Regions from separate parts of the Homo sapiens genome. Here region 2 is linked to region 1. Evidence: chromatin contacts called from ENCODE Hi-C or POLR2A ChIA-PET data. All regions are on one chromosome and are shown on one strand. The core of a region is the stretch at or near the end of the contact, and the rest is flanking DNA. Distances in the headings are between cores, read along the strand shown.

Evidence for each region. Hi-C counts contacts between places; a loop is a spot of excess contacts on that map. ChIA-PET counts read pairs that join two places held with the same protein, here RNA polymerase II (POLR2A). Pooled maps may share reads with other maps.
Region 2: a loop to region 1 is called in a map of naive thymus-derived CD4-positive, alpha-beta T cell, with 5 times the contacts of the local background. The contact joins the promoter of KIFAP3 here to the enhancer-like site in region 1. A Hi-C loop is called at or near these places in 1 of 168 maps with a recorded cell type or tissue (naive thymus-derived CD4-positive, alpha-beta T cell) and 5 of 50 pooled maps. POLR2A ChIA-PET finds 5 or more read pairs at or near these places in 1 of 52 experiments (A549).

The regions. Positions count from the first base shown.
Region 1 is chr1:168,534,435-168,536,988 of GRCh38, reverse strand. No RefSeq gene overlaps it. Among named protein-coding and RNA genes, the nearest start is that of XCL2, 8.3 kb to the left of the region's middle. Within about 2 kb of position 1,273, at least 3 of the 41 ENCODE cell types and tissues checked have a DNase peak (open chromatin) inside an H3K27ac peak, as active enhancers do.
Region 2 is chr1:170,073,412-170,075,965 of GRCh38, reverse strand. KIFAP3 (kinesin associated protein 3) reads left to right here and starts at 1,271. Exons shown (of 20, transcript NM_014970.4): 1 at 1,271-1,530. The coding sequence starts at 1,499. RefSeq lists enhancers at 1,043-1,342, 1,403-1,462.

The sequences.
Region 1 (2,554 bases), core at 24-2,523:
TATGTGGCACTTAAAGCCTTGATAATGGGCAAAGCATGTAGGTAGAGTTGATCAAAATATAAAATGTTCAAGGACTGAGCCTTGGACACAGATTGGGAAGATGAGGAGGAACCAGCAAGGAAAACTGGGAAGAAGTCAGAAAGATATGAGGAAACCCAATCTTGTGTGGTATCCTGGAAATCAAGGCAGGAGGATGTTTGCAGGAATAGAGTGAGCAACTTTGCCAAATGCTGTAAATAAGTCAGAAATTAGAACTTAAAAATAGTTGGATTTAACAGCATGGCTGTCACAGAATGACTATAAGGGGAAAAGCGTCAGTGGATTGGTAAGAGCAGAAACTTTTGAAGAAGGGTTGAGAAGGCCTGGGAGAAGAATTAATGACAACTCTTTAAAGAGAATAATTTTAGACGACAGTTGTCTCATAAGCATCACTATAGAGGCTTGGAGAGAAAAAGAAGCTTGCAGAGAAAAAGAACTACAGCTGAAGTGGAAGTGTAGTCAAGAGATGGTGTTTTGTTTGTTTATTTTGATTTTTACATGAGAGAAAAAATAACAAGTTTGTACACTAATGGGAATGATTCAGTGGAAAGTTTAACACTTAGTATAATATCCAGTGTATCAACTATATATATATATATGCTATTTTCTTAATAATTTGAATTCATAAATGCATGCCCCTAGAAACTGGTTATGTACTCCTGATTCTTTACATTTTCAATTTCATTATTTCCACTAGGCACTAATCGTATTAGCAATTTGATCTGCAGTTAAACTGTTTTCTGGTATGGATAAGAGAAAGAAATAATAAATAATACATTGTTAGAACCCATCATAATTATACATTTTTGATAAAAATATGATTTCATTAAGAGTTTTATAAACAGCCATTTGACACAAATTACCTGCCCTTACATTGTAACAGTTTTAAAAAATAACTGTTGATTTCAAAATTAAAATGAAACTTCCCCAGGCATAGACTGTCTTCCTCTTCTTTCAACTACTACTGATTAGTAATTTATTTAACCCTGGATGTTTATTCAAAGTTCCAGTGGCAGTAAAGTTGATTTATCCTAAAAGTCTGATATCTGTGGACCCTGATCCCCCCTAATGGGAGTGGTACATCAACTTTTTAGGTAATTCAAGAAGTAGCTCCTGCATTGGCAGTCCCTTTCACTGACTTCAGTATTATCACTTGCTCTTGGTGTTACCTTAACAGTTCCTTCAAGAGAATGTCTTCGACATTGTGGTTTCCTGCCCAACTGCAGCTTAACTTTATAATAAAACACCCTTCAACCCTTCCTTCCTGTTGCTTCTGCCCTTGCCCCAAGCCAAGAGTAGTGAAAACTCTGCTAAGTAATAACTATAGGATTTCTCTCTTAGCCTCTTGGCCTCTACTTTCATTCTGGATATTATAACTTAGGCCACAAAATCATTCACAATTCCCATTGCAAAGCTTTTTATCTCTTTTCTATTAAAAACTTAATATTGTATAAGCTTCTCTCCTACCAGATGCCTCAACTTTACTCTTTTGTAGTCTGTTTTAGTTTTTTGCTTATTGAGATTAACCTCACACATTTGATTTTTTTAATAGTTATGCATTTTGAAGAGAACAAGGAATAGCTTTAGACTGCAGTTGCCTCAGAAACCTCATTTAATGTTTGATAGGGCAAATATTTCTTCTCTGTTTTTTTATTGACAGGTACAGTCACATGCCCATGTGTTAGAGCATAACAAGTATAGCTTAAAATTGCTTATAATAGTCACTAACATTTGCTGAGCACTTATTCCATCTCCAGCACTCTGCTAAACGTTTGGCACACATTATCTTACTTGATTCTGTATTTTGCTACTGACAAAACTAAGAATTTGGGAAGGTTAAAGCATTTGTCCAGGGTTACACAGCTAATAAATAGTTGATTAGGGATTTGAATACAACTGATCTGACTCCAGTAGCCACCTACTTAACCACTCAGGAGAGAGTTTGCTTGCAGGATGATGTATAAGGGCAAAACTTGTCCAGCCAAGTCTCAAGGGCAGAGGAGAGAGATCTCTCCTAAAGAAAAGAAAGCCTTGGTAGCAAGGAGTTATAATACACTGGAAGTGTAACAGTCCCTTGAAGTTCCATTATTTATCTTAAAATTTGTGATGATTTTGCATTCTGCTTCATAATATATTTATATTGCTTTAATATAAAAGAAATATTTGGCTCTATTAAAGGACAAAAAAGATGCAAATATTTACGAACCAGATGACAAACATTGTAAGGATATCAGTTTTCCCCAAATCAATCTACTATTCAATGCAATTCCAGTTAAAATTTCCACAGAGTTTTTGGGCAAAACTTTCTAATACAATTTTTAAATTTATATGACACAAAGACATTCACAGATAGCTAAAACAAGTTAGGAAAAGAAAAACCAAGAGTAAATGTTTCCCCTATCAAATATTAAGACATAAGATAAAGCTGTGATAATAAAAAACACAGTAGTGTTAATTTAGAGATTAACAACGAGAACAATAGAAAGCTCAGAATCATGTTTATAAATTATGCATC
Region 2 (2,554 bases), core at 22-2,521, 1.5 Mb before region 1:
TTTGTAAAATTTTACATTAGTTTGCAGAATTAATATTTAGAAAAACAAAAAATAGGAAGTCCAATGAGGAAGGAATTGCAGTACTCTAGGTATAAAGTGATTAGACTATTGGTAGAAGTAAGAATGTAGAAAAAAACTGGACTACCTGAATATCTTGAAGGAAGAAAAGATAGAATTTTGTAACACTTTAGTAAGAGGGCATGATACAGAGGAAGGAGTCAAAATTAGCTGCAAATTTTCTTCCCTTTCAGAATGAAAGAATGACTATAACATCTACAGAAATAGTGTAGCTGGTGTGAATGGGTGGGAAGATAAAAATATATTTTGTTGGGTAAGGACTGTATTTCTATATTTAATATACCATGCAGTGCCTTAACATGGTGTTTTACACATAACGGATAATCAATAATTGCATCAATGTACTACATTTGAAAAAAGCAGCAGAGCAACTACGTGCACGTCTCAAAGCAACTGGGAAAACAGGACTAGAAGACAGTGAATAAGTGACAAGATTATAGGTGAGCAGGGGGAGTAGAGGTGCTTTCTTTGCATCCCTAGAGCCTGGTTTGGTGTTTGGCACACAGCCAGCCCTCAATTCACATTTACCAAATAAATGAACCTATATCATTTGCATAGACATAATAGCTGAACCCATGGGAATAGATCTTAAACCAGAGAACATGCAGTTAAAAAAGAACCCTTCTTTCCTATGCCCTGCACTGCTAACAATTGCCTGCCTCAGAAGAAGCAATTCTAAACATACCTTGAGTTCAGGATAATTGGTGGAGTTGGAATTTCAGGAACTGTTTTTTGTTGCTGTTGTTTGTTTGTTTGTTTGTTTGTTTTGGTTGGGGGAGGTGTATTCTAGATTTAAGACATCAAAGTGACAGACTTGCCGCCTTCAAAGTTATATCCATTTTGTACAACGGTCAGATTATCTCCATAAGTTAGAGCTTGTAAGTGCAATCAGGGCCATTCAGGCCCCCAAATAGAAACCTCCCTTATTAGCTGGACTGCTGTATAGCATTCGCTAACTAAAAGGTTATCGGATTCCCCTCTCTCCTTTCAAGCTGACCTGACAGCCCTTTCTATTCCCATCCTCAAGGGGGCGGTGACTACGGAGCCACTCCTTATACACGGACGCTCAAAACTGCACCAAAACTTCCCTGCTCGGCTCCCCGGTGCGTCAAACTCTGAGGCCACCGCCTCAGACTGAGCCTGCGCATACAAGAGGTGCAGAGCAAGCGCATGCGTCGTGACGGCCCGGCTTAGGCGACTCTGGGCGGGTCTGGGCCGCTCCAGTGTTTTGGGGCACAGAAGCTGTGGGAGGAGCTGGAGGCTTCACCGTGGTAACCACAGCGCCGCTGCTGCCCCGCCTTGCAGGCCTCAGGACTGTCATCGCCTCTGGGTGTGAGGGTACTTTGGCCACCGTCCCCGGAAATAACCGCGCCTGCCTCTCAAGATACCCCATCCTCTCCACGCCGCTGCCGCTGCCGCCATGCAAGGGGAGGACGCCAGATACCTCAAAAGGTGACGACTCCCCAAGGCTCTGTCCTACCCTCCTTGCCAGGGCCCTGAAGATGTTCTTGGGTTGGCTGTGAGATGTCACTGGGCAACGCTAGTTTAGCAGACGGGATGGGAAGCAGGGAGAGAAGTCACCGAAAGGAGAGGGAAAAGGTGAAGTGGAGAAAAAAGGAGAGCTCTGGGGGGGTTTCAAAGTCCTTTGACCTGACTCGGCGGAGCCCTGACAGCATTGAAAGATGGTTTCTTCGCTACATCACCTTATTCCAGGGGGAGAGGGAGGTAGGGCAAGGTAAACCGCGTCTTTTGTTTTTTTTTTCGCCTCTTCCCAGACTCTCCATTTTCCCATAATAGATAAATCCCATGAGAGCCTGGGAATAAAGTCTGGTGCATCCGCCCTCAGGCCTCAGTTTGGGGTTCATTGCCATGGGCTTTTGAAATGATGAAGGGGAAAGAAGTGGTGGATTCTACTTTTTGGAAGGCTGAATTGAGATGTTGATTTCCAGTCTCTTTCTGCTTTCCGCATCCATGTCATCCATTTGACTCCCATGTATACAACATAATTTTTGTAGGACATTTAGTAATTATTAAGAGGTTTGTTCAGAAGTTTGATGACAATAAAATAGGCCATAATTTCTTTTAAATATAGTATCAGTTACTCAAAAAAATTGTAGTCTGTTGGGATTATTTGGGTGCTGGCAAATACTCAGATCATTCCTGATTTGGAAAAAAAAAAAGATACCTCCCACTGAACCAAGAGTAAGCAGTGATCCAATAGAAAAAAATTTTAATTCAGTACTGATTCAGTAAATACCCTGGAAAAGTCGCATGTATTCCTTTGGGCACGGTTTCCTCATCTGAAAATGGGACAGGCGTTACCTTCTGAGAGATACAAGGACGAAAGATGAAATACTTTTAAAAAATGAAACATGAATGTAAGGTGGTGGTATTATTTCAAGTCATAATACACTTGCAGTGAATATTTTTATTCTGGCTTGGCTGAGCTCTCATCATCACAGAAAGATCTTCCAAG